Regions from separate parts of the Mus musculus genome. Here all the other regions are linked to region 7. The links are chromatin loops, found by intact Hi-C in ENCODE. Cell type or tissue: heart. All regions are shown on one strand. Region 1 holds the start of Neurog2 (neurogenin 2). Region 2 holds the start of Larp7 (La ribonucleoprotein domain family, member 7). Region 3 overlaps 9830132P13Rik (RIKEN cDNA 9830132P13 gene). Region 4 overlaps Alpk1 (alpha-kinase 1). Region 5 holds the start of Fam241a (family with sequence similarity 241, member A). Region 6 overlaps Gm40147 (a long non-coding RNA gene). Region 7 holds the start of Ap1ar (adaptor-related protein complex 1 associated regulatory protein).

The links. Peaks named below come from ENCODE experiments on the same cell type or tissue, not always from the same donor. Only the 100,000 strongest peaks of a DNase experiment are listed, where the experiment ranks them.
Region 1: it touches region 7 in a loop (6-fold over the local background); 4 of 42 quality-filtered maps call a loop at or near these places.
Region 2: it touches region 7 in a loop (6-fold over the local background); 3 of 42 quality-filtered maps call a loop at or near these places.
Region 3: it touches region 7 in a loop (2.7-fold over the local background); 5 of 42 quality-filtered maps call a loop at or near these places.
Region 4: a loop joins it to region 7, with 2.1 times the contacts of the local background. A loop is called at or near these places in 2 of 42 quality-filtered maps.
Region 5: a loop joins it to region 7, with 2.5 times the contacts of the local background. A loop is called at or near these places in 10 of 42 quality-filtered maps.
Region 6: it touches region 7 in a loop (3-fold over the local background); 4 of 42 quality-filtered maps call a loop at or near these places.

Annotation. Positions count from the first base shown.
Region 1 is chr3:127,632,175-127,636,174 of GRCm38, reverse strand. It overlaps Neurog2 (neurogenin 2), which reads right to left and starts at 3,039. Exons shown (of 2, transcript NM_009718.3): 1 at 2,718-3,039; 2 at 544-2,447. The coding sequence starts at 2,446. The coding sequence ends at 1,655. In heart, no CTCF peak of the experiment used is centred here; a DNase peak (open chromatin) is centred at 1,794; H3K4me3 peaks cover 2,642 bases; H3K27me3 peaks cover 3,404 bases.
Region 2 is chr3:127,552,950-127,556,949 of GRCm38, reverse strand. It overlaps Larp7 (La ribonucleoprotein domain family, member 7), which reads left to right and starts at 3,601. Exons shown (of 13, transcript NM_138593.2): 1 at 3,601-3,767. Zgrf1 (zinc finger, GRF-type containing 1) reads right to left here and starts at 3,461. Exons shown (of 26, transcript NM_197997.2): 1 at 3,295-3,461; 2 at 1,565-1,654; 3 at 677-757. The coding sequence starts at 1,585. In heart, CTCF peaks have their summits at 1,983 (motif pointing right) and 3,925; DNase peaks (open chromatin) are centred at 3,589 and 3,889; H3K4me3 peaks cover 1,960 bases; H3K27ac peaks cover 1,199 bases.
Region 3 is chr3:127,947,556-127,951,555 of GRCm38, reverse strand. 9830132P13Rik (RIKEN cDNA 9830132P13 gene) reads right to left here. Exons shown (of 5, transcript NR_040552.1): 4 at 3,383-3,607. Among named protein-coding and RNA genes, the nearest start is that of Gm35667, 21 kb to the left of the region's middle. In heart, CTCF peaks have their summits at 2,258 and 2,463 (motif pointing right); no DNase peak of the experiment used is centred here; H3K27me3 peaks cover 2,317 bases.
Region 4 is chr3:127,762,388-127,766,387 of GRCm38, reverse strand. The region is part of intron 1 of Alpk1 (alpha-kinase 1); the gene reads left to right. Among named protein-coding and RNA genes, the nearest start is that of Alpk1, 16 kb to the left of the region's middle. In heart, CTCF peaks have their summits at 1,626 and 3,077 (motif pointing right); DNase peaks (open chromatin) are centred at 3,107 and 3,767; H3K27me3 peaks cover 1,077 bases.
Region 5 is chr3:127,894,475-127,898,474 of GRCm38, reverse strand. It overlaps Fam241a (family with sequence similarity 241, member A), which reads left to right and starts at 2,152. Exons shown (of 2, transcript NM_027482.3): 1 at 2,152-2,441. The coding sequence starts at 2,292. In heart, no CTCF peak of the experiment used is centred here; a DNase peak (open chromatin) is centred at 2,114; H3K4me3 peaks cover 1,859 bases; H3K27ac peaks cover 1,089 bases; H3K27me3 peaks cover 295 bases.
Region 6 is chr3:127,623,712-127,627,711 of GRCm38, reverse strand. It overlaps Gm40147 (a long non-coding RNA gene), which reads left to right. Exons shown (of 2, transcript XR_867627.3): 2 at 1,304-1,550. Among named protein-coding and RNA genes, the nearest start is that of Gm40147, 3.1 kb to the left of the region's middle. In heart, a CTCF peak has its summit at 2,273; a DNase peak (open chromatin) is centred at 2,241; H3K4me3 peaks cover 973 bases; H3K27me3 peaks cover 2,690 bases.
Region 7 is chr3:127,835,797-127,839,796 of GRCm38, reverse strand. It overlaps Ap1ar (adaptor-related protein complex 1 associated regulatory protein), which reads left to right and starts at 2,274. Exons shown (of 10, transcript NM_145964.3): 1 at 2,274-2,648. The coding sequence starts at 2,572. It overlaps Gm43653 (a long non-coding RNA gene), which reads right to left and starts at 2,300. Exons shown (of 2, transcript XR_003954551.1): 1 at 1,614-2,300; 2 at 1-931. In heart, a CTCF peak has its summit at 2,180; a DNase peak (open chromatin) is centred at 2,236; H3K4me3 peaks cover 2,468 bases; H3K27ac peaks cover 1,942 bases.

The sequences.
Region 1 (4,000 bases), 200 kb after region 7:
GGATTAAAGGCGTGCATCACTACAGCCTACTCAACCTCCTGCTATTAAAATAAAGCTTTTTCTGAACACTGGAGTCTGTTGTGACATAATTATTATTTAAGATCCCCACTTTTGCTCTTCGTTGCCCAGGCAGCATGTATTTATTGATTTAAACATCCAGAGTTCTGCCACTGAACTTGTCCCCAGCTCAGTATGTTGTTAATTTATTTATTTAGATACAAGGTCTCACTGTGTAACCCTGGCTGGCCTGGAATTCACTCTGTAGACTAAGCCTGAACTCATGGAAATCTGCCTGCCTTTAAGAAGTGATTTCTTAAAAACAGAATGTGGGTTTGTGATGGATTTCATACTCCAATTTCAGGGTTGGTGTTTCAAGTAGGATCCCATATTTTGTAATTTCTTAGTGAAATTCCACATCAAACATGACCCAAGATACAAATATACTCAATTCAATATGTGAAAACTTTAGTAAAATACAACTCATTCTGTATTAAAAGCCAGCCACATCAGAAACAAACGCAAAAGCCAAACCTCAATACAAACTTATGAAAATTAGATACTTTATTTATAGCTTAATCACAAAACAATTTTCTTATTCTTCGGGATGTAAATACATACTAGAATAAACTCTGTAGAATATACAAAAAAATACATACTTTCCCATGAAATTTTTCTTCAAAATAAATAGAAGGAAACACGTGTGTGGCTGATCCTGGCAATGCCCCGTGTCTGCTTAGGTTTTCAGACTGTTGATTTATTTTTAATCTCTTGAAAGGATGGGGGAGTTCCTTCTCCCCTAAAAGGTCGAGATAAATAATGCATGAAGCAATCCTCCCTCCTGATTTTTCCTTTTTCCTTCACATTTTTTCTTTTGATAGAGAATTCAGCCTAAATTTCCACGCTTGCATTCAACCCTTACAAAAGCCTACAAATTATACAATGACTTCTAACCTGGCCCTCTAACAAAACAAGTTTTTCCCCCTTATAAATCATAAGAGACAGATGGCAAAATGGAGAAAAAAAGCAAAAAGAAGGGCGGGACAATAGGCATTGTGACGAATCTGGGAAAAAAACAAAGTGCACATCAGAGAGGGAAAGTTTGGTTTGACAGGTGAAATTCCCACAGCCTGCAGACAGCAATGGGAATAGAGCAGATGCCAGCCATTGCAAATGTGTGGATAATATTATTACCAGTAAATTCATTCAGATGCTAAAATACATTTCTTTCGACTGACATTAACATCTCTATGTAGAAACGAAGGTGAAAAGATCACAGGGACCAGTTGCATTCCCTCTGAGAGATTCACACGAACTGCCTGCCCGGAGTTCTCCTCCAGCAGCTCTGAGAGAGGGGAGGAGCGTCAGTCTGCTCTGCACACTCGTTAGTTATGGTACTTTTTCTCAGTGTCTTTTACAGTCTTACGAGGTTCCCCACGCCAGCCCCCACTCCCACACGCCATAGTCCTCTTTGACCATAAATCCTCACATCTTCAATAAACCAGAGCTGGTCTCCACCCCCGAATGCACCAGCCGCCGAGGGGATTGCAAGGGCCACCTCTGCTCTGTGAAGTGGAGTCCGGGGCGTGGAGGGTGAGGGGCGGGAGAAGGATGGGAAGAGGGCCGGGTAGAGGACGAGAGAGGGAGACCCGCAGCTCTAGATACAGTCCCTGGCGAGGGGCAGGTGAGGCGCATAACGATGCTTCTCCGGAGGTGGGGGCTGCCAGTAGTCCACGTCTGACCCGGGGCTAGCGGGCGATAAAGTGCAGCTGTATGGGGACGTGGAGTTGGAGGATGACGCCGGGCTGTTGGTGCAGCTCCAGGAGGAAGGTGGAGAAGGGCTGTCCCCGCTGGCGCCGAGCGCAGCTCCCGGGCTCAGGAGCACCGCCTCCGTGAAGAGCGCCCCCTGGAGGCCACCGGCGCCGGCGCAGTGGTCCGCCAGGCGCAGAGTCTCGGTGAGCGCCCAGATGTAATTGTGGGCGAAGCGCAGCGTCTCGATCTTCGTGAGCTTGGCATCCTCGGGGAAGGTGGGCAGCACCTCGCGCAGCGCGTCCAGCGCGGCGTTTAGGTTGTGCATGCGGTTGCGCTCGCGGTTGTTGGCCTTGAGCCTGCGGGTCTTCTTGATGCGCTGCACCGTCTCCGCCGTCTTGGCACCTCGGGAGACGGCCCGTGAGCGCGACGGGCGACGCTTGCACTCGTGCATCAGGCCCAGCAGCCGCCCTGGCCGGCAACCCCCGGCACCCGACGCCGGACTGCCCTGCACCCCCTGCCCGGCTTCCGCTCCACGCTGCCCACGCGCGGAGCCCGGCCGGCGCAGCTCCTCGTCCTCCTCCTCGTCCGCGCTGGAGGACATCGGGGTCAGGGTCGCCGAGGCCGGGGAAGCCGAGCCCAGCAGCATCAGTACCTCCTCTTCCTCCTTCAACTCCAGAGTCTCAGATTTGACGAACATCCTGAGAAAGAAGAGGCAGATGAAATTTATTCCCAGAATGGACAGGGTAAAGTGTCGCTGGCGCCGCGCCCCGCCCCCCCCCCCTCCATCTCCCTCAATGTGCATTCGCGAAGATGGCGAGGACAGAGCTGGGGAGGAGCGCCCCGGGCTCGAGCCACCTTCTGCCGGTCACAGAAGTCACTGCGTCTAGAGCGATGGAGTTAGCGTGGGCGGCGTGAGCCTGCGTGGGGACACTGCCTGCGAAGTGGAGAGCCGCGGCATGCACACTTACCTACGCGGCTCCAGATGTGTCGCGGCGCAGCTGCTGCTCCGGTGTGTGTCCGGGAATGTCCCCGCAGCCCGGAACCGAGCACGGTGTCCTCCGCGCCGCGGGCTTGGCGCTTCCTAGGCGCACCTCCGCGGGGGGGCCTCTCGGCTGGGCGACTTTGCCAAGAGCCCGGACGACCGCGGCAGCTCGCCCGAGTCTCGTGTGTTGTCGTTCTCGTGCGTGGTTGTCTGTCAGTCAGTCCCTGGCCGTGTGGCTGCTGGCACGCGACTCCAAGGCACTCCAGTTAAAGCCGAGCTGCTTGTGGTTCAGTGGCTGCGTGTCTGGCACACGACTCTCCTTAAAACCCCTTATATACCACCAAGAAAACAATCAGATCTGCCCCGGGGCCCCCTCCTCACCTACCCTTCCCCCGCCCTCTCCTCCTCCGCCTGTCCTGGTCCCCCGCTCTCCCTCCCCAGCTTATTCTTTTCATCGTATTATCATCATTCATTTCTTTCCCTTTCTTTAGTCCCTCTCCCCCTCCCCTGGCCTGGCCATCCATCCTCCTCCTCCATCACCCCCGCCCCTCCGTCCCCCCTTTATCTAATCAGCATAAAATGGTTCTAAAGCTCCTGTTGGCGCTCCAGGCTGCAGCCCAAGCTACCGAAGCCGCGGCGGCGGCAGTGGCTCAAGCTGCGGCTGTTGTCGCCGCCGCTGTCTATTGTGATTGGTGGCTCGCGCTCGGCTGGAGCGTGCCGCTAATTTATTAATGAAAGGAGGTCGCGAGGCGCAGCTGGCCAATCAGTGTTCCCGGGACTCCGGGAGGCCTGCGAGCCACGCGCACCGGAGCCCGCTCCCTTTCAGCAGCTCATTAGGGGCCCGAGTGCTGGGGGCCCATGGCGGGGGGGGGGGGGGGCACCCCGACTACTGCTCCCGCCCGAGTCCTCCATACGCGTCCCGCCCGTCTCAGCCGGGGTCTCACGGGCGGGCGACCGGAGCCTTGAATTAGTGAGAGTCAGAATCCCGGAGAAGGCAGCCTGGTGGTGCTGCCGGCCATGTCTCGGCAAAGCCTCTTTGGGGCCGTATCAACTAGAAAACGGGTTTTAAAACACCTTAGTCTAATTAGGAAAAGGAAGGGGTCACGTACGTGTGCCAGACAGGAGGCACGTTGTGAGAGAGTGTGCCTGAGTTCTAGAGAAACGTGTCTATGACTGTTTGGGAAACATTAGGAGTTCACAGAGACGTCCCCTAGAAGGGGAAATTGGTCGGAGAGCAATTGATGAGCATTAAAAAAAAATAAAATAAAA
Region 2 (4,000 bases), 280 kb after region 7:
AGCTAGAGTCAGGTGGTTGCGGCACACGCCTTTCATACCAGCACTTGGGAGGCAGAGGCAAGGGGATATCTTGAGTTTGAGGTCAGCCTGCTCTACACAGTTCCAGGACAGCCAAGGCAACACAGAGATGATGTCTCAAAACAAAAACCTTAGCTAGAAAATGGGTCCCGGAGTGACATCTAAGTTCACGAATGACCCCTGCACTTTCAGCTGGGTAAGATGCTTCATCTGCACCCTCAGTTTGATCATCAGTAAAATCAGACAAAATGCTTAACTTGTAAGTTGTGCAAACACAATTAACATGCTGAAGCGTCATAGCCAGCTCATCGTGTTAACAATCAAACAAATTAAATAATGTTTACTTACTGAACTTTCTTAATGTACAATAAAACCGACATGAAAATGTCTTTTTTTTTAATATTTATTTATTTATTATATACTGTAGCTGTCTTCAGACACTTCAGAATAGGGAATCTCATTACAGATGGTTGTGAGCCACCATGTGGTTGCTGGGATGCTCTTAACTGCTGAGCCATCTCTCCAGCCCGAAAATGTCTTTTTGACATGGTTACATGTGGGCATAACGGACATTTTATTATCAACAGAGTTTTCTTAACGCCCAATCAAAAGTCAAAAACACAGCTGTTACAGGCTGCAATAACTGCTTGGTACTTACCTTATTGCCTAAGTGAGTGATCTTCAGAACTCCATCTTGCCACACTTTGGACTTCTTCATCTTTTGATGAGTATATAGGACCTTATTTCCAAAAATGAGGAAGACATCACTGCCAGTTACACATATTTAATACCATATAGTTTACAGGTCATATAAAAATAAGGCTGCCATTCTTTATCAAAATAATAACAGCACAGGAGTCATCACAATGCCACCGTCAGGGAAGAGCTGTAGCTCAACAATGAACTGCAGGCTTAGCATCATGAGGCCCTGAGTTTAACCCCAGCATAAAAAACGGGAAAAAACAAACAAACAAACAAACAAAACCAACCACGATTTTAAGGCTGGGCAGCACCAGTAGGTAAAGGAGAAAGGGCAAGTAAGAGTCTGTAAGTATCAGAGTGTGCTAAGCGCCACATCGTCAGTGGGGAGGAAGCCCAGCTCCCAGTTGCATACTGTTTCTTATTCACATAGCTCTCTGAGTACAGTCCAAAGTCTGACAGCTCCGCAACGCTCACAGCATCTGAGGTCAGAACAACTTCACACCGCTTTTAACTTTAGATTCCACCTCCGTCAGAGGAAGAATGCAGTTCCCAGCTGTTATATGTGGTGCTGGATTCAATTAGATTGAATACAGAAACAAGTGTGACAATCCAGCTGCATGTTACTACCTCAAATGTTAAATATAAAGAAAAAAAACAAAAAAACAAAAACAAAACCTGTCTAGCAATGCAAGTGGGAGGCAGAGGCAGGCGGATTTCTGAGTTCGAGGCCAGCCTGGTCTACAGAGTGAGTTCCAGGACAGCCAGGGCTACACAGAGAAACCCTGTCTTGAAAAACAAAAAAAAAAAAGAGGAGGAGGAGCAGAAGAGGAAGAAGACAACTTACAATAAACTCTTGACATTCCATTGTGTCTTCTGAGATTATAAACTAGTCAGGTCCAGAAAACAATCAGTTTTTAGTCAGCATTTATATCCTCTAAAATGAAAAACAGCAAAGAATGGTCAATCGACCCTGATAAAAAGAATAAATATCAAGTACAAACTTTTTCAATAAATCCTGACTGGAGACAGAAACCAAACAATTCCAAGACTATGAAGCCACCAAGAGAAACAAAACTGTATCTGTCATGGAGGACAGAACTGCGTGACACCACACAGGAAAATAAAGGTAAAACTCATAGTTACTAGAAATCTGTAAACATCTCTCCAGTGGCTTGCTATATACCAGAAAATGGATTGTTTTCCCTTCAACATGTACTGCTCCTTAGAACCCAACTTCAATTTTATTTTTCAAAATCATTATACTTACCACAAGATGGCCCCCTTGTGTCTTAAATTTTTCCTGCTAGCGTAATCCCTAGTTATCCAAGAACTAGTTTCAGGACCACAAATATTAACATCCGGCGCCAGCCACTTGAGTTCACATATAAAACGTCATAGTTGTTTCGCATATAATAGGAGCATGCACATATTTTCTAACATAAATAAGTTATCTCTAGATTACTTGTACCTAGTAGGTTGTAAATGATATGCAAACAGTGATTAAACTGCATTGTTCAAGAAATGGTAACAAGCCTGACTTGGTGGAACACAACTTTGATTCCAGTGCACAGGATGCACAGTCAGGTGGATCTGTGACTTCAAGGCAGCCTGGTTGCCTGTCTACCTATAGGGCTCCAGGACAGTCAGGACTAACTACATAGATAGACACTGTCTAAAAGGAAGAAATAAAAATGATAATTTAAAAATCTGTATGCTCAGTACTAACAACTTTTTTCTATTTCCCATCTATAACTGGCTGAATACAGATCCAGAAATTACAGGTACAGAGGGTTGACTATATACCCTAGTCAATATAGCACAACATCCTAGAGCCAAATATACAATATATAATTCCTCTGCAAGGAAAATTTTGTTCTTTCTTTTACCCAGTGCTAGGGGCTGACAAAAGGGACTATATGTAAACTAGGTAATAGTGCTTACATGCATCCAGTCCTTTATGTTTGTTTAAAATAGGATCTGACCATATTGCACAATCCCGTCCTAGCCTCTGGAAATAGCTGGGATATTACAAGCAATATGCCACCACACCCAGGAAGAAAAATCTCTTGGACAGTGCTGCAGCAGCCACTGTAACTACCATGTTAACTATAAGGTCAAATTTTGAAATCTTGAAATCGTCGATGGTGAACTGAATACAGATGCAAAAGCAGCACACATAAGCACACATATCTTCAAGTGGTTCCAGGGACATGACCTGACAATTAGTTAGCAATGAACATTTTAGGTCCTATTCTTTTAGGTCCTATTCTTGATCTATTACGTTAGGAAGTCCAGCTCTGGAGCCCAACAACAGTTTCTATCTGGCCCTCTGCAGTGATGAAAAACTGTCACAATAGCTCAGAACAGCACCGCTCAAACCAGGAAAGTTTCCAAACCACGAACGGCCTGCTAAACCACAAGGAACAGTACAGATCCCTAAAAGAAACATAGCTTCACTTGCCAAGCCTTGACACTTCAAGGTTTTGTATCACTAAATAATAATGGCCCCCTTGGTCCTATGTCAGCCCCTAAAACACCCACAACCGGGATGGGCCGCTATGGTGACCGCCTCACCCGGCACTCTAACGGCGCCTCGTGGGTCGCTTCCGTGGAGGCGAGTCAGTGTCCAGTGCTCTCCCAACCGCGCCAAGTCGCCCGGTCTGTCCACCCTTCTTGCCTAGAACACGGGAGAGAAAAGTCTCCACTTCACCGGCTCAATGACATAAACTCCACTTTCTAATTTCTCCCGCCAACTTAAGTGACGTCATCAAGCAGGGACGGTACCGCGGAGGCCCCGCCCGCCGCCGTTCGCAAACCACCAATGGAACTCCGCGTGCCAGCGCAGTCACCGCGTGGCTCCCGCCCCCGAGATGCTCCGCCTATGACGTCAGCAACGAACCCTGGGCCTCGGACCCGTCTTTCCGTAGCGGGCTGAGAGAAGCGCGTCGCTACTCGAATGACGCAAATTTCCGCCGACCGCAGGGGTCGGGAGAAGGAAAGCGTGGGAGAACACAAGCGCTGACCGTGGATCTGGGGACGAGCACGGAGTAAGTCACTACTGGCCTGCAGAGCCTCTCAGACCCGTAGAGGTGGGAACTCCTCTCAGTCGGGTCTCCTGAGGGCCACCCTCCATCCGCGGTCCGCCTCACCCCGCCCCCGTCGCCACTGTGCCGTTGGTTTGGCGCCGTGCGTTGTGCGCACGCGCAGTTCCCTGGCGGCCCCTGCTATTCGGAGCTCAGTACAGAGGGGGCGGGCCGAGCTTGGGGTTGGGGTGTTTGGG
Region 3 (4,000 bases), 110 kb before region 7:
GCCTCAAGCTCTTGCTGCCTGGACATCCCTGCCCTGGTGGGCTAGGCCTTCAGACTGTGAGCTAACATCAAAGCTTTCCCTTTAAGCTGCATTTGTTTGGGTAATTTATCACAGCAACAGAAAAGCAAGTCAGATCCCTCTGTTGCCTGCTTGTGTGTGATTATATTTTCACATAGACTTTGCAAGCTTCTCTGGGGTGGGCATTATGAGTTTCTTGCATCACACACTAGGTATTTAATCGTTGTTACAGACTATAAAACAATTCTCGTCATTTTGGCTAATCTTGTGTCTTCTGCCAATATGTACCTATGCTCCCTTGACAGAGTCAAACTGTTGGCATTGTTGAGAGTCAAATGGAAGTAGAGTTCAGTATGGAGCTGGTCTAGGATGAAGAATACACAGTAATTATGCTGCTATCGACTACAGAACTATAAGAAAATTCTTAACACACTTTTCCATTAATGTTTCTTAAGGTGATAAGTGGAGTGGAGTGCCTTTTGTCGATAGGTACTCCAGACCATCTGAGTTAAAAAGACAAAGACGAAACAAGAAGACTCATTGAACTAGTGTTTATGCTATTTTGCTGATCCCTCAACTTGTTCAGGAGCAAAATCCACAAGAAAGAAGCGGAAGACCACGTTGTAACTCATCCTTTTACTCTTAGGAGGCCGGTAGAGTCTATAGCCAAGAAATTCAAAGAAAAAGATTGTGGTTTAATAAAAGGTTTAATAAGTAAAGGAGATGCTACACTCAAGCATATACTTTTACATTTGGGGCTGCGGCCCCAATTGAAAACAAATGACTGTGCAAAGTAGGAAGTAACTGGCAGAGCCATTAAGCCACCGACCAACACTGAAGCCAACACCCTGGCCTTGCTTCGCATAAAGGTCTGAATGCACTGGCCCAGCATAAGTCCTGTCAACTAATGCAGTTGATGCAGGCTTTCCCCCTTCAGCTGGCATCTCAAATGTCTACAGTTGATACAACAGTGGCTCTGAAGAGCTAATGGACAGAAGAAGGCTCACTAAACTCTTTGCTCTAACGACTGCAGGCTGCACACTCCCTCCCCTGACCCCTCCTCCAAAGATTCTGACTCCAGTGTTTCATCAAACCGCAGACCGGACTCCATCTCATCTGACTTCGGAGACTAAACAGGCCTGGGCCTGGTTGCTAGTTGGATGGAAGAGATTCTTATGCAGTAGATCTGGGATGGGACTCATTCAGGCATTATATGTTCTACATGACTCTGATGCAAAAAAAAAAAAAAAAAAAAAAAAAAAAGGTCATTGACCATGCTGGGGAAACTGCTTTATAGTTCCAATGTCTCCAAGGCCACAGATAGCTAGACCCAAGATATGAACAAACACTGGAATGTGCACTGTAATTGAGTTTAAGATCATAGATTAACCTTGTACACAAAAGGGGAAAGCAAGATGTGAGTAAAAAAATAAAATAAAATAAAATAAAATAAAATAAAATAAAATAAAATAAAAGATCCCTAAAGAGAAGGTGGTATTTGGTCTGGGATTTAAAAGATAAGAAGGCATTTTCTAGCTAAAGGGGTGTGAAGAGAAAAAAATCAAAGAGAACAGAAGGTGCCTAGAGAAGAAAGGCAGGTACATCGTGCAGAGGATGGAGCTCTAGGGACCACTTCAGCCACCTAGAGTAGTGTCTGTGCTTGGAAGAACAGTTTACCCCATAGACTAGGATTTCTCAGGTACGAGGTCTGTACCCTACACCCAAAGCACATATTAAAATGCAGCCCTCAGGGCCTCGTGACCCCTGCTAAATCAAACTGTTTTAAGAGAAAGGTGCGTATCTAGACACTTAACACGGGCCTATAGGTTCTACGCAAGACAGTCACTATGGAACCCACTGAGGGCTCAGCCAGTTCAGAGGATCCTTTTTCCCGAGTTGATGTCATGAAGGGTCCATCCAGGGAAGAAAAACGAAGTCAAGACAAAGAGTCTTCGTGCTCAAAAATATGTCCATGCAGTAAGACTTCTGTGGAGAAAGAGGCAAGTTACAGGGACTGAAAAATCAGAAGCCAGATCTTCAGAAGGCAGTGGCTGGACATAAGGACAGTGTACACAGAGAGGGTCCTCCCTGCTATCAGGCAGAGGTAGCTTCTGAGATCTGAGACTGAGAGGCTTAGCAGCCTGGATCAGCGAAGAAGGAGCACATATCCCGTTCAAGCAACAGGAGAAAGACAAACTAAGCAATAAACAGAGAAACACTTAGTTTGAATGGAAACAGGACATGTCAGAATGTCTACAAGAGCGGATGTCATTGCTTGAGGGGACAGAGAAGTACCAAGACATCAGGAGTATCTCTCTCTCTCTCTCTCTCTCTCTCTCTCTCTCTCTCTCTCTCTCTCTCTCTCTCTCTCTCTCTCTCTCTCTCTCCTCCATCTAACATACAGAACTGTTCTTCAATATGCCAGTAGGTGGTGCTGTGGCTTTGAAAATAATAAAGCAATGGCCCAAATGGACCTAATGATTGATGCTAAGGCCTCTCCAACAGCCGACAGGGATCACCAGACCTCCACCCTACAAAACAAACTACAGGTAAATAAATAGTCTTCCCCTGTGAAGAACACACTAGCTGGTTATCTAAGATCAAATGGTCAGCCCTAAAAACATACATACAAGTAACATAGACTGAGCAGGTTGTATTTTTGCATTTTGGAACACATATACATGTTAAAAATTAATGGAAAAAAAAGGCCATGGACTTGAAAGAGAGCAAAGAGAAATATATGGGAAGGTTTAGAGGGAAGGAAAGGAAAAGGGGAAATGATGTAATTATATTATTATCTCAATAAATTAATATTTTTTAAATAAAATTGTGATTAGGGTTAAATAAAGTGATAAAGGCAAAGTGGGAGACCAGGTCAGTCAGTGTCTAAAAGCTTACTTACTGTGTGACGCTCATGCTACTCAAATCTTTACAGTTTAGTTTTACCCTACCAACGGCTTGTACAATCGAACAGGCAGTGTTGCAAGATGTAGGTCACATGACCGTCAAGCTCACAGAGAAAGAAGTCAGATGCACATTAGCATGCTTGGCAGTTAGGAAACACTCAGATCTGCAAAACTTCTGGCCTCCTGGCCTCTGCCCGAACCTGCTAGTTTCCAAACATGAGGTTTTACAGGGATGCTTGTTGTCTTTCTAAGTCAGATGCTGCAGATAGGAAGGATATCAGGATCAGAGGACAGTAAGAGGAGGTGCTGGACGTGTGGAAAGCACAATGAACGTTCATTATTTGTGTGGATAAAAACTCTCGGCTCAACCTATTTTTATCATCAATATATACTAACTCTAAGATAAAAGGAAAGTTTGCTTTCTATCAGAGAAGTGTAAGAAAAGTAATACTTCTTACCTGATTCATTGGTTGGTGGATAAGGCTGATGCAGAGTCCTTTGTTTCTGAAAATCTTTACTCAGAAACTTAAAGCAGAGGGCAGCAGAGCAGACGCATGCCAGGGCACCGGTGTAGCCAGGTAGAAAGGAAGAACTGGCCTGCGGTAAGGAGAGCTCCCATTCTTACATCTCAGAGAGGACAGATGGGAGAGGAGAGCTGCCACCAGCTTTCTTCGGATCCAATTCTGATTAAAGAAAGAAAGAAAGAAAGAAAGAAAGAAAGAAAGAAAGAAAGAAAGAAAGAAAGAAAGAAAGAAAGAAAGTATGAATTATGTGACTGCAATGCTTGGGAGTCTAGGATTTTAAGGGTTCAAAAACAGCAATTTTAAGTTAATCCCAAGATCGAGAAGGCTCGAGATTCTTGGGGGTTCCTGAAAAAGTAAGGAGAAATACTTTAGATCATTCTAAGAACCCCAATGCAGGATAAAACAACTCTGGATGTCTGGCAGCTGGAAGTCAAGCTCAGAGATCACGTTTAGAGTCAAGAGTGGTAGCCTCTCTTGGTCAAGGGATGCCTTTGAACTTCATCTCTGTTCAGAGCTACTTAAGTCTGTGCCCATGGTGAGTTCTTGTTTGTT
Region 4 (4,000 bases), 73 kb after region 7:
AGCCTCTCCTTGGTCTGAACGTTTGTATATTGTGATTTTTTTATTGCAATAGCTTTGTGGTAAGTTTTATTTATTTATTTATTTATTTATTTATTTATTTATTTATTTAGTGTATATAAATGTTTTGCCCACATGTCTGACTGTGCACCAAGTTCATGCAGGTGCCCCAGGAGGCCAGAAAGGGATGTCAGAGCCTCTGCAACTGGAGTACAGACTGTTGTGAGCAGTCGTGTGGGCCTGTGCTGGGGACTGAATCAGGACATCTGAAAGGGCGGCCAGGGCTCTCACCCCCCAGTCATCTGGCCAAACCTCTATAGCAAGTTTTAAAATTAGAAAGTATGAATTTTATAATTTTATTCTTATTTAAAAAGATTGTTTTAGCTGTTCATTCAGGGATACTTCACTATCTAGGTGAGTGTTTTGCTGGATTTTTTTTTCAATTAATTTTTTAATGTTTTAAATTTAAGTTAACATACAAAGGGGGGTGTTTTGCTGTATCATTTTTATACACATATATCATGATACATGTTTTAGTTCATTCTTCCTCCTTTTCATTTACTTTTAAAACAATAGCTGCTTTCATTATATAAGGAATTTGTGTTTACTATATATTTACATATAATATTTATAGTATCTTACATTGTGTTTGCTATTATATTTACTACATATTTATGCCATTCAAAGAACAACACAAAAGCATATTTTCAATGATTAAGCACAGAGCAGTACACAAATGGACGAACAGTGAAAGGCTTGTAGATATCTTATTTCAAATCACATGGTCTTTGTAGACTTTAGATGCTACACAAGGGAAATCAGATTGGTGACATCTCAGTTTTAGAACACAGAATTTATACTAAGAAGGAAAGAATCCAAGACTTTTATTGACGTATAGGCCTATATTAAGTTTGAGAAACCACAGCAATTCTAGAATTTATTTACTTACTCAACAAATATTTCCTGAGGTTTTTATACCTGGAGAACATGTGTTACACAGACTCTTTGCTTTCGGAGGAAATAAATACCAAGCAATTCTAAAGTTGAATGCACACCTAAACATGTCAAGAATTTTCTCTCTCATTTGTAATTTTTTTTTATAAATCAAGGGAGTAGTTTTAGTCTCATTGAGACACCGATAAAACTAGACTTGGGAGTATAGCTTTAGTAGCACAGTACTTGCCTAGCAATCATGGTGTTTAGGATCAATCCTTAGTACCGCCAAATAAATGACTAAATTTAACAATACATAGTAAGTAGATATGATGAAATTAAAGGTCACTGCAGAAAATCAGGTCATCTCAGACAGTGACACAGTTAGTGGCAAGGCCAGGAGACAAGTTCAAGGTTGTCAGCTGTTAGCCCTCGGGCTTCTGCTGTCAGCTTTTTACTACGGGGGTTTCTCTATGCACCTAGGAGATAAATTCTGTGAAGTGAACACAAATGTCATGTTTGGCCATAGATTTCCCCCCTATTAGAGGCAATGACAAGGCTGATGGTTTCACTACATTAAGACAGAGAGAAGACACTTCACCCATTTATCCACACACAGCCCTGCACTGAGCTTCTTCAGGGCTGGTCACTACATTAGACACGGAGGTCAGAAGAGAACCTGTAGGCTGCTGCTGCATCAGCAGGAGGCGCTGTCTCCTGGGAGGAGGGTAGATTAACTTCTGGTAGAAGGTGGCGTCAAATCCTGTCACAGAGTTGGAAGCAAAGCATAGAAAGCAAATGGGCAAGGGGGTGAGGTGAATATGGGCAAGGCACAATGATAGGTGTACGAAATATCATGCTAGGGGCCGGTGAGATGGCTCAGTGGTTAAGAGCACTGGCTGCCCTTCCAGAGGTCCTGAGTTCAATTCACAGCAGCCACAAGGTGGCTCATGACCATCTATAAAAGGGATCTGATGTCCTCTTCTGGCATGCAGGTGTACATGAAGACAGAGCACTCATATGTAAATGAATAAATAAATTTTTAAAAGTTTAAGAATTATCATGCTAAAACCCATTTATTTATACTCCTCCTACTACTGCTACTACTACTAGAAAACAGGTATCAAGGACACATTTCCAGGGCACTAAGGTCAAGGTCAATATTGCAGAACCTATACAAATGATAGGCCATGCTAAACCCAGCTGAGTAGAATTGAGGAGCTTGGAATTCGTTTGGTAGGCAACACACTCTTCTTTTAAGCAACAAAGTAACATTTTCTTTATCTTTACAGCAAGCTACCTGACAGCACATGAAGGATGTGCTCTGGTAGCTGGGAGAGATGGTAGGAAGGGCAGTTTGGGAGTTAACGTCTACACTGGGGATAGACAGAGCCTGGCACAGGAGACATGAAGCAGGCTTAAGAGGCAAACCACATTTATGAGGTGGCATTAGCCAGCTCCATCAGCTGTCAGAAGAGAAGGGAGAGAACAGAAACTTGGAGCGTGTTCTGAAGCAGATGAAAGCTCCCTGGAGCATTTGATAAATATATAAGGCTCTTTGCCTTATTGATGTTTTCTTTACGTACGTAGCCATTCTAAAATATAGTTGTTTAACAGATACCCCTAGCCCCCACATGCACACACAAATAGTTTAAGTATCCACAGATTTGGTGGCAAATTCTGTCTCCATAGATGGCATAGAGATGACCTTTGTCCTCACCACACTGAAGCCCTATTACTGAGATAATCCATCAGTAAGTTGTTTTCCAAGACGAAGTTGTAGACAGATTAATGCATTGTTACTAAAATGAATCCCCAAAAGATTATTAATCAGGTTAACAATATACAAGGATATTTTAATGCCTCATAAAATTTCCTCTGGGTTCTCACTTGTCTTGTAAATCACAGGAGCGGTTTTATTTATTTATTTGTTTGTCTATCTATCTATCTATCTATCTTATCTATCTTATCTATCTTATCTATCTATCTATCTATCTATCTATCTATCTATCTATCTATCTATCTATCTATCTATCTATCTATCTATCTATCTATCTATCTATCTTTGCTTTTTAGAGCAGCACCCTGTTTTTGTTAATACGGAAATGGAGTTCAAGTGTATGCTGTTATGCTCCACCACTAGAGGGCGGCAGTGGTACTGTAGGAGGAATGGATTTAAGCAGCTTTAAAACAGGAAGACCAAGGGTAATGGGGAGGGCACAAACAGCCTGCTCCGCCGACATCCTAGGTCGTATTCAGAATGGACTCGCTTTCAATTCCTGAAACACATTTTGCTAAAATTTAAGAAAATATTATGAAATAGCATAGTGTGACAAAGTAGTATTTGTGGAGATTTCTGTTAATATTGATAATATCTATCTATCTGTCTGTCTGTCTGTCTGTCTGTGTGTGTGTGTGTGTGAGAGAGAGAGAGAGAGGATGAGAGAGAGAGAGAGAGAGAGAGAGAGAGAGAGAGAGAGAGAGAATGGATAAGGGGCAAATTTTTGAAAATCAGGAAGTATTGATTGAGTAATTGCTACAATAACTTTGCCAGCTTACAGAGCTGTAAAACACCCCAAGCCCCCCAACTCCCACCCCCACCTCCCTGTGACTGTCTTCATGATTCAAGTCAGGTGTCACTAACATAACCGTAGCTGGAAAACCTTTTCTTAGGCCACTCAAAGCCCTGATTCCACCACCCCCCTCCCCCGGCCCTAAGGTCTTGTGTTCCCTGTCTTTACGGGCATCGTCTTCACCCTCCTTAATTGTCAGTCTGCTGAGTCTGCCTACATTTTGTTGGCCACGTGAGTTGCTTGTGTTTTTACAGTTCCTTGGACTTGTTCTGCCCATATCTGTCACGTCACTTCCTGGACCTGGGTTGACTGAGCAACTGGGGTCAGGTTGGAGACAGTGCCCAGTTGGCTCTGGCTGATTCTGGATCCCTTTCATAGTTTATCTCCCCCCGCCCCCTGCCCAATACCAAGGATTGAATCTGTTATTCACGTGCTCAGCATCTGAGCTACATCCTCGGCAGGTTATCTTTGCCTGTACCAAAGACTAAGGAGTCTTC
Region 5 (4,000 bases), 59 kb before region 7:
TGGTCATATTTACACACACACACCATTACACTCTCTTTCTTGTCCTCCCAGCCTTTCCCACTAAATGCTTTCCTCTTTCTGATTATGTACATACAATATTTATTGCTGTCATCGAAGATTTTAAAGACCTTTAAGACAGACATTAAGCCAGATTCTTTTTTTTTTCTAATTTGTGATGTCCAAAAGCATATTTTTCTTGTCTCTAGGGACGGTGTATGTTTGGCAGAAACCATTAAGAAGGATTTGTGAGATGCTGTTGTAAGAAAGAAACTAGGTTACATTACAAAGTGTAACAGACTGGGTATAAGAAAGGGTGTTTTTGTGAGACACTGAGTACACAGAGAGAGAGAGAGTGTGTGTGTTAGGTGTGAGCAAAAGGGACAAGCTTCTGCCTAGCCCAAACAAAACAAAACCACTTTTTAAAATAAGCCTGTAAGTCCCTGCCTATTTAATTCCTTGGCTGGGCCTAAAGACATTTTGGGTACTAGTCTTTTCTTTTTTTAAGGTTTATTTATTTTATGTATCTGAGTGCTCTATTGCATGTATACCTGCATACCAGGACAGGGCATTGGATTCCATTGCACATGGTGGTGAGCCACCATCTGATTGCTGGGGATAGGACTCAGGATCTCTGAAAGAACAGTCAGTACTGTTAACCGCTGAGCCATCTCTCCAGCCCCTGAAGGCATTTTAAAAGAGGCTTTCCCAAACGAGTTACTCGTCTCTGGGCCTATTTGTTAAATAGGAAATAATTTCCATCGACAGTCTGATATACCAGCTACACCATAACCTTTTCCTCAATGCACGGATTAAAGGAAAGCAAAACCATTCGTTGTTTTACTTTCATGCCCCCCAGTTTACCCTTATATGATGGGCTAGCAAGAAAAAAGAAAAAGAAACTCGATTTCTCTCTCTTACCAGTCGCTGAGAATTTTTAAACCATTTCTAGAAATGCACACTACGGCAGAGAGACCAGGAAATGAGCCCAGGGCTCCCACAAGCCACACACACTAGGAAGCAGAGAGAAATAGGCATGGTCACTCAGAGATGCTTAGGGAGAGGAGGCAAAAGGGGAGGAACAAGCGACAGAGAGCCTGCATTCCTTCCTAGGCACAAGCAGCCAACAGCACACCCAGGCACAGCTGAGCGCCCGCTGCAGCTGGTATGGAGGGATACTGTGTGTTTGGGTGGTCTTTCACACTCCCAGAACCTCTTACATGTGCCCACACCTTCATGCACACAGCTCCCTCTCATATGAGCTTCTTATTCTCAGTTGCCCTCTTCTGTATACCTACATCCTCACACAAACTTTCAACACCTATGATCTCCCACACTGTCCTGTCACAAAAGACTCTGGTATACAGTCTTCCACAATCTGTTGTGTACAGGCACACAATTAGACACAGGCTTTTATAATACTCTATCAGACAGGGTCTCATGCATCTAATGGTCTTTTTCATATAATCTCCTGTAAGCACTTGGTTACAGTCTGTTACAATGTTTCTTACACACACTTTCTCACAACACATAACTTCCTCCTCCTCCTCCTCCTTCTCTCTCTCTCTCTCTCTCTCTCTCACACACACACACACACACACACACTAAACACAACATCTAAGTGTGTGTATGTGTGTGTGTGTATAGTTACTCACACACAATCACACATGGGCTCTCACATGCATTAAAAACCTGTCAGATACAATCTCCCTCATGCACCTATGGCCGATTTCATACATAATCTCCCTCATGTAGTCTGTTACAGTGTTCCTCACCTCTGACACTCTCTCTCTTCCTCTCTCTCTGTCTTTTACACATACACACACACACACACACACACACACACACACACCACAGGATATCTGTCTGTTGTGTACAGATAGTTACAGATACACAATTTCACAGATGTCATATACTTTAATAGGTGTCAGACACATACAACCTCCCTCAGGAGCCTATGGCCTCATTCATAGTTTCATGCACTAACTGGAATAATGCTACACCTCCCTTGGTTCCGCCCCTCCCTGGCCCCGCCCCTCCCAGTACCCTGCCCAACCCACCAGGTCCCGCCTTCATTGGGCCGCGGTCCGCTATGGCCCCGCCCCTCCTCCCGCCCCCGCCCCCGGGGTTCCGCCCCCGAGCTGGGGGTGGGGCGAGCGGCTGACAGGAGGGGCGGGCGGCTCCTGCACTTCTGGCCCCCAGGCCGGCGGGCGCGCTTCTAAGGATTCCCGTGTGCGTCGGGAGTCCCGGTGTGGCCAGCGGCAGCCGTGCGGGCGGCCGGAGTCGGCGGTGGGATGTGCTCGGCCAGGAAGCTGCTGCGGGGCGGCGCCGGCAGCGCCGGCGGGGAGTGCGACGAGGACGGGGCGGCGCCGGCCGGGCGGGTTGAGGAGCCGGAGCACGGGGCGAGCCCGCGGCGCCGGCGGCCGCAGGACGAGGGCGAGCAGGTGAGCGCGGGCGCGCGGGCCGCGGGGTGGCGGCTGGGCACGCGGCGAGCGGTTGACGGGCGGGGCCGGGCTCGGTGGAAATGCCCTCCGGAGCCTCACCTCAAAACCACCCGGCAACTTGCGCTACGTGGGCGCGCCGTGCGCTCGAATTCCGAGCACTGCACGCGCCCTGGACGGGGTGGGCGGACGGCCCGCACAGAGGATCGGGAAGCACGGGTCGGTGCCTAGGTGACACCGGGACTCTCCCAGAGCAAGTTTCACAGCACCACCGAGCAGAGCTGAACTTCATTTTAGAAGTGGAAAGGAAAAAAAAAAAAAGAAAATTGCCTGCTGTGAGCACCAAAGGGAAGGAAGCTTTAGTAACAGACATAATAAGGAAACTGGGTACTTTTAAAGTTCTCAGAATTGGATATCATTGAGAAGACTAAGGGAAATTATAACATCAGATATCTGTAAGACTAGACTAGCAGTTGAATGTAAAGATGGAGTTCTACGTGGGACGATTTTTTTTTTTTTTTTTTTACAGGCAGTACAGTAATTAGCTACTCAAAAATCCCCCAGATACAAAGACCTTTAGAAATCACATAAGTAAGCCTAGACTTCTGGAATCATCAGTTAATAATACCTGTAACTTGTCCTCTAATATCACTAAGTACATTAATAACTAAATACATTAATAAAACCCATTACTTAAGAAACAAAAATAATGCTAATGTGGGCTTGATCACCGTGTAGACAGTAATTATTCATCTATGTGACAATATAGGAGCCAGTGACTGAAGCAAATAAATTGGTAGCTAGGAGATCTTGCTGGTGCCCTTGCGGGCGGTGTTCTTACCAAACTGTACCATGCATGTCTCAATAGAGAAGGTCTTGATTTCCTCTTACTCTTGCTCAACTGGAAAACACAGCCAGCAACTAAAACTCCCTTTCCAAAAGTAAATGTGCAAATGGTTGTAATGGCATATGTGAAATCCTTCCCTTAACCATCTCTGGACCTTAGCAATACAATGACATGGACAGCGCCAGGAACTCTAGTCTTACTGATATTGTTACTAGAACAAGGAAAGGGGATGAAACAAAAAATTAAATATACATTCTAGAGAATAGATACCCTATCACATGCCTGCTTCCTCTATTGTACTATGAAATTTCATTTTCCTGCCTGCTTCTGCATGTTGCTTGTGTCGTTGTAATTTTGCTACATACTTTACCTGTATACTCTTAAGTCCTCACACTCATGGAAAAAAACACACCTGAGATCCTACTATATCAGCACCTGGGAACTTCTTATCAGGAGCTCAGAACTGGTACAGCCCAACTCGATAATGCAGAAAGCAAACTTTTGTGATCAATCGTTTGGCAACAGTATCACAAAGCCTATCATCTAGGGTTTTGTTTTGGTTTTTTTTTTTTTTTTTTTTTTTACAACCTGCAAATGAAATTTAAAAATCCATGCAATGTCACATAGATAGAGCTGTTTTTGTACACATACTATCTGAAGGAGAATTAGAGTTAACAACATAAAACATTCCAAAAAGTCATTTTAATTTTTCATC
Region 6 (4,000 bases), 210 kb after region 7:
TCAGGTAAAGGGGAAAGAGCAGCTTGAATGTGAAGTTGGGGGAACCTTCCAAGGAGAAAACGCCTTCTCAAGCCTGCGTGCCTGCAAAAAGGGACATTGGCTATCCAGAGAAAGTGCAAGAAAGAGCACTAATCGCTGAACCAGGAGACAAACGCGATTACCAGCCCCGAGCCCTGAGTCAGAAAGTCTCATAGACTTTAAGATGTTAATCCCCGGCATAATCCTTCCTTTGGCGTGTAGGAATAGTGCAGCCACAAGAGTTGTTTTGTTATTTATATTGGCGTTTAATAAAACTCAGCCAGTACTGAATGGGCTGCCCACTCTCCAATGGTAATTAATTCCCTATTTCAGTGACCCAATTGTCCTGGGACAGAGCAGTGGGACCGTCCTGGTGCCCCGTCCCCCTTTGTGCGGATACACTACCCTCGCGCTTCAACAGCTATGGAAACTCATTCTTTTGATGTCATTCAAGGACTTTCCTTGGGCATCTTCTAAACTTCAAGGACCCTTTTCTTTCTCCGTTTCATGAAAAGCGGTGCTAGCTTGACCACCTCTGTAGAATGCAATGATTTGGTGAAAGGGCTCTTTGGGTTTGTGTTAGGAGATAGAGAGAAAGGAAATTTGGCAGCCTGCTGCCTTCAGGAACTGTCCCCAACCTGGGAAACACAAAACCTACTCAGAAATGGATGAAGATCTTGAAAGCTGATATCCCCACCCCAACCCCCATTTTCCCACCATGGGAGAAAAAAAAAAAAACTAAAAACTTTCGTAGAAATAGCGTTATTTCTTGCTGGTATCTGTTATATAGTGAGGCTGGGGTAAATAAGTTTGGGTTTTAGCAGACAAGATTTCTTAAACTACACTCTGGAGAAAGAAGATTCATATTTAATTTATTCATTGACTCATCACCACTTCCTACATTCAAGGGTGCACTGAAGAGCATCCGAGGCATGTCAAGGACTAGACCAGCCCAGAGAATCTTTGGGGTGTGCAACATGGGCACCATTCCATAGCTGCATGGAACTTACATTCAAACAAACGATTTTGTTTAAACTATAGAGGCTTGAAAATAGTGTCTACTATGAAGACAATGCAGACACGAAATGCAACACAGTGTGGCAAGAGGAGGGGGGTTAATCAATTTTCAGATAGCCAAAGAGATATTTACAACCCCCTAATATATATATACACATATATGTATATTTATATATATTTGTGTGTATATAAATGTATTTTATATGTATATATATAAGCATACACACACACATATAAAGCTGATTGTTCGTTCTTTCATTCTCTTTAGTGTTACTCCAGCACGCTCTATGTGCCAAGTCAAGAGAGAGGCGCCAAGTCTGCACCTGGAGCGAACCACGCTGCCGCCCGGCTCTGCAGTTGGTCACAATATTGAGATAATGCTTCTGTTGGTGCAGGCCTGGGCGGAGCTGGCTCTCCCGGCCGTGAGGGGGCGGCCGCGGCGCGCCGGGCAGCGCTCCCCGCACAAGTAGCTCTCCTACCTCTTTATATGCACTTCCAAAAAAAAAAAAAAAAAACTTCACAAGTCACAGAAACAATTCAGAATTCAACTAAGAAAATACAGAGTGAACCATATGGCCTGGGTGGCTCGAGTCGGCTGCATTTTCCTCCAGACAAAGAGGGGATTGAGAGTTGAAGGAAAGGAGAAAAAAACCAACTTTCCGGCTGATGAAGCTGTTGTCTGGAGGCAATGATCCCAAATCTGAAGGCTTTATTCCGGCTCCGACGGAGACGTGATATGTCATATGATTAGCATCTCTCATATTTACAAGAGAGGTATGGGCTGCCAGTCTTGAGAAAAAGGCGAGAGAAAGAAGGGGCATATGCTGAAATGGATTTAGCATTTGAAAGAGAGAAAGGAGATCGGATAAATACACTTAAACGAGGATTTAGTTTTACTCCTGTTGAGTTCTAATGGATTGTTGATTGAGATTTTAGGGGCCTGGAACCGAGGTGTCAGCAGTAATTTAAAGGAGGTATTCAGTCCGCCAGCGCCTCTTTTCTCCAGCTCGCCCGCGCGCCCCTCCCACCCCTCACTCATTCACGCCTAGAAGCAGAGCCGGGTGGAGAAGGCTTTTACAACACAACACCCGGCTTTCCTCCAGCGCCCAGCGGTGGGGAAGGGGCTCCTGCAGCCCGGGGCGATGGGACTGGCGCGGCCTTCGGGCCACACCTGAGCCTCGACAGCTCGCGACAGCAGCAGGAGCGCGCGGCAGGCAGGCGAGGTCGCAGCTCCCCCTGGCGGGACTTGGCAGTACAGCGACGCCCAGGGCCTCCGGGGAAACTCGCGGGCCACCAGCTCCACCCGGAACCGCGGCGACCCCCTTCCCCAGTCCCTCATCGCACCTCTCCACCTGCTGCTCCCGGTAAAGATGGGTGTACTTTAGGAGTCATCCCTTGGGTCCAGATACGCTAATTCCCATTTCAGCTCTTTTTCAATTAAAATTACCCGTCCTTCATGTTATCAGACATTATTACAAAAATAAAATAAAATAAAATAAAAATTTACAAATTATTGTGTTTTCCCAGGAGTAAAACGTAAAAAGCTGTTTTACATTTCACCTGTGGATTGGAATGGGTTTAGAAGTATATTAGCAATAGAGACAGACCAATAGAAAAAGAAATAGGAATAATTGTAGTAAATCTACTTTAGCATAATTACCAAAATAACAAAATATCCGAGTTTAAAATCAAATTTTGACAGACATTTAATTTTTTAAAATTTTCACAATGCAGGTGGCATCTCTATTTGAGCAACGGCCCAGGCCCTAAGCACATAAACAATAGAGAAAAAGGTGTTTGTCTTTTGTCACTGAGTGATTTAGATTTCAACTTTTGAATTTTCTAAGCAAACACTGGGAGCATTATAATCAGAAATGATGGTCTTATGCAATCCTGGGAGGAGGTTGTTTGGTTTTTGTTTCGTTTGAATCCTCATCAAAACAATAGAAGGGAAATTCAGGTCACTGGGATGAGTTAACTCAGGCCTTGGCATCTGGACCACTGTTGAACACTCTGAGACTCTAGGACTCTGGGACACCCTGACTTGACTATATTAACTTTTGTGTTGCTTCACTCTTCTGGTTGGGGTTTGGTTCGCTATCTTTGTAATTAGTTCTTAAAGTTCTCCTGTTGGACTTCTTAGCTCGGGCTATGCATTCCTAATTGGAACTGATGGGTTTGACTTGAATTAGGCAGTTTTACTCGAGTCTGATCTAAATTGTTTGGTGGAGTTTAATTTTAGGAACACCCACTACTCGGTGAGTGAAGGGTGGTCTATCTGCGTAATGAACTCACAAGGCCATTTCTCATTCAGGCTTGTATGACCAAGTAAAGGCAGTCAGGACGTGAAGGGGAAGCCCATGGGAAGCCTCATTTCCCCCCACCAACATGTCTACTCCAAGTCAGCTGTTTCCAGTCAACTCTTAGCATCTTCCCCCTGGTTTTGAAAGCACGTCTTTAATCCTAGCACTTGGCAGGCGAAGGCAGGTGGATCTCTGAGAGTTCAAGGGCAGCCAAGACCATAAAATGAGATCCTGTCTCAAAACCAAGCAAACAGAATATATAGTGATTGTTTGTTGTTGTTGTTTTTTGTTTTTTGTTTTTGAAAGAAAACGGTCTGTCTGGTCACTTTACATTTGTTAAACAGTAAGAATCGAACCCAAAGCCTTGTACACATGGGCAAGTGCTCTACTACAGAACTCTGGCCCTCTTCTTACACTACTTGGAGAGTAGGATTCACTGCTCACCCATCAGGCTGGTGCCAAATTACAAATGCAAAGTGCAGTCTGAAAGCCATTGGCATTGAAGCTATTTATATCAGCTCCTTCTCCGACATTCAGTCTGTTTCATCCTTGGTACATCATTCAGTTGGCTTGCGCTTGTTCCACACGAGTGGCACATAAGAGCAATTATCATCTTGTACAAGGATGCTCAGATCAGCTCCCTAGCCTGCGTGCTGTTCCTT
Region 7 (4,000 bases):
TAGTATTTGTTTTTCACAGAGGTTTCTGAGAGCACCCATGAGAAGTGCCCTGTCAAGTCTGCAGCTGTAATTCCTTAAGCTTTGGGGGTTTTTGTTTGTTTTGTTTTGTTTTTTGTTTTGTTTGTTTGTTTTGAGACAGTGTTTCACAATGTAACTCTGGATGACCCGGAATTCTAGGAATCCGCAGACCTAAAAATCTCAGAGGTCTGCCTGGTTCTGCCTCCTGACTGCTGGAGTTAAAGGCATGCACCATCATGTCCAGCCCATTTCTTAAGCTTAAATGAGCAATTATCAAGGTGTCACATGAAGTTTCAAGAAATAATACAGAGGGGCTGGAGAGATGGGTCAGGGGACATGAGCTGGGTCCCTACTACCTACATCTGGTGACTTATAACCAATTCCAGCCTGTGTTGATCCAATGCCTTTTTTCTGGCCTCTATGGGCATCTGTATGCATGCTCGTGTGGGCGAGTGCACACACACACACACACACACACACACACACACACACACAGACCTTTTTAAAAGAAGTAAGATAATGTATTATTTATTATTATCACCATTATATCTTACATTACTTTCCCTCAATAGTAGTGTCTGACAAAGCCACAGGACAGTACCACAAACTCGGGCATGATGATATCCATAGAGCCCAAATACAGACTTTCTACCATGGATCCACTTCTTATCCCCTGGGAGCCCTTTGCTGTGCTTGTCATTTGTATCACTTTGCCTTTTTAAAACGTTCCTGTAAGTGTAGTTGTGCAATATGTAAGCTTTACAGACTTTAGTTTAGCATCAGTTTCTGCAGACTCATTCACTCAAGGCATGTTCATCAACACTGGGTAGTATCTACAGGCTGTGTGCACCAGCTTCCTTACGCACTTATAGTTCCATTTCCAAGGCTACATTATTATTATTGATTTCAGGTACTGGAAGAGAGGAGGAAAATGCAGTGACAATTTAGGAAACCATTAAGCCATTTCACTGGCATCCAATGAGCAGTGGGGCTTGTCCACTTGAATACCAAAGAGTCAAGTTCACTAAGTGCTAAGACTGAAATCATGGCTGGCCTTGATGCTAAGAACCAACAAAATGAGTAGTTGAAAGAATGTTTTCCTAGTAGTACTGTTTTCTTTTCTTTTTTTTTTTTCAATGTCACCATTTCACTCACACTAAAGTGGGTTAAAATTGTAATATATGGTATCAGTGGAGCATGTTATCCACAGAACTGGGCATTTGTGAAACAACTATGCCTTGGATCCAGTTGGGTTAGACAGGGTTTCATTACATAGACATGGCTGGCCAGGATCTGGCTCTGTAGATCAGGCCGGCCTCCAACTCCCAGGCATACTTCTGCCTTCTGCTTTTAAAGCTACCTGGTGTCTGAAAGGGGGTTTTTAGGGTGGCATTTGAGAACATGGACCTTTACCCCAGCCTTGCTCTTCTTAACTTGGAATTAGAATATTATATTTGAATTAGAAATGGCTTGTTCTCCCGAAAACCCAAGACCTTTTGCTGACTTCTTCTGGTTCTCCTCTTCTCCACCTGAAATTACTTTTAATTTAAAAAATAAAAAATAAAAATACAGGGTCTCACACAGTCCGGACTGACCTCCAACTTAATGTGTATCTGAGGTTGACTTTGAATTTATGACTCTGCTTCCATCTCTCAAGTGCTGTTGACTGCAGATTTTTCCACCACACTTCTACCAACCGAGCTACATGCCCAAGCTGGAACTTTTCGTTTTTAATAAAAGAAAATCCGCCTAGGAGTGCACAGTGTCTCTCCAGTCCGCTGGCAGTATAACGAGAATAAGCTGCTCCGCAAACGAGAATATTTTAAGAATTAAAACAAAACAAAACAAAATAAAACAAAAAGCCTCTTAGTGTGTTCTAAGTAACGGCAGTGAGTCCCTCCTCTCTGCCTCTAGCTCTGGTGCCATCCTGGAGCGCACTCGTTGGGTGACTTCCGACCCGCTGCTGCAGAAGGGGAGGCTCGTGCGCTCTAGGTACAAAGTTCGAAGGCTAAGCTTGCGCTCGAGCATGCGCTGCATGATCCCCACTGCTTGACAGCGGGCGACGAAGGCGCCAGAAGTGGCGTAGAGAGAGAGAGAGAGAGAGAGAGCAGATCCCCGTCTAGGATCAGGTTCAGCACACAGCACCTACAACCGAGAACAGCGCCTCCTGCCCGGCGCTGCCAGCCAAGCCGGAATCCAGCGGAAATGACGCCCGCGCCAGCCGCCGGAAGCGGTAGCCGCCAGAAACGTGTCCAATGGGAGCCCGGGAGCGGCAGGGGGCGTGGCGGCGCGGGCCTCCCGCGGCTGCCGGGGCGGTGACGGGCGCGGGCGGCCGGGCGGGTGGCGAGCGGGCCATGCGGACGGCTGGAGACCCGGGACCCCACGGCCCTGCGCTCGTCCCTCGCGCCGCGGTAGCCCGGAGCCCGCGGGCCTAGCGGCGGCCTTTGTTCCCGGCGTCGCCGTCTGCCGAGCTCCGGCCGGCGCGGATGCAGCTGCTCCGCCTGGGCTCGCGCTCGGGGCAGGAGGAGGAGCGGCGGCTCCGGGCGGCATGCGATGGGGAACTGCTGCTGGACGCAATGCTTCGGGCTGCTCCGCCGGGAAGCGGGTCGGCTGCAGCGAGCGGGCGGAGGGTAAGCGGCAGCGCAGGCCCGGGATGCCCGGGATGCGCGGCCGGGGATCGGCGGTGGTGGTGGTGCCCGCCGCCCCCGTGCAGGCTCCCTGTCCCTGAGGACTTACCTCGGGAGGTACGATCTCCTGTAAGCACCCGGCACTGCCTCCTGGACACACCCTGCTTTGACTTAACGCCAAAGCTTCTGTCTCTGTGTTTGGTCTTCCTTTTGGGCCTTGACAGAACAGGTGAAAATCTGGCCCCAAGGTTGATGCCCCAGGTGCATTTTAAATAGAAGTCACTTCTGCTCCAGGCTCTGGTGAACTCTTAGGTAAAGAGCTGCAGGATCGCAGTGCACACTGGCCATTGAAGCGACTGGTGCGGCTGTATGCGAATCCTTTCATAGCAATAACTTAGAATTTTGGAGAGGAATACCATGCTGTGATTGCTACCCTTATGCTCGATAATCTAACCAAAATGTCACCGAGCAGCACGTCTCTTGTGAGGAAAGTGGGATATGCTTCAGATTTTTCTATCCAATAGCAAAATTGTGTGATTACTGTTGTACCTTTATTTCCTAGAATAGTGAAAAAACAAAACAAAACAAAAAACCCGGGGGCACATAGCATTGATGTTGATTTTATTATTCCTAAGCATTTTTCGGGAATTAAAACCTAGAATCAAAAAATCTAAGCCAGCCAATCTAACTAAAGAACATATCTGTTTTGAACTTTCTTAAGCATGGTGCCCAATTTTCAGCCAATAGCTTTGTATTGGGAAGCTTTCAGCCCACACAAACTGGAACCAAGTGATTTGTAATTCGAATCTTTGGGTCATGAGTGCATTATAAAATGATTCACTAATTAAGCAGTGTGTCAAAGTAGTGAAGGTGTTACTCTATGCGTCCCTAGAATGGGAGGGGATGGACTTAAAACATTTCTACTTAGTTTGGTATTTTGATTTTCCTGATTTCTGTACTTTACTTTGACAGCTGTTGTGCATTGTGATCCAAAATCATGTTATTCCAAGTACTTCGTGAGTGAACTCGTTTGTGAAGCTATGGAAAGGGGCTCATGGAAGAACTGGACATTACAACATCTTTGACTTTATTATCATTCCTTGGAAGGCTTAACAGTCAAACTCTGGGAGGGAGTGCTTTGAATTCTGCGGTAGACAATGTTTTTGTATTTGACTTTGGAGTACATTACCCGGGTTCTGTAAGAACCTTGGGTATTTTTTTTTTTAACAGTGATTTTACAAATGATATCTTCATTACACACTATTCATTAAAATTGCGGGTTCTCCTGGCTCAGCCCAGGCTTGGCAGCATAGGAGAGGCTAGCAGGGTGAGATCACGTGAGGCATGTGATCCTT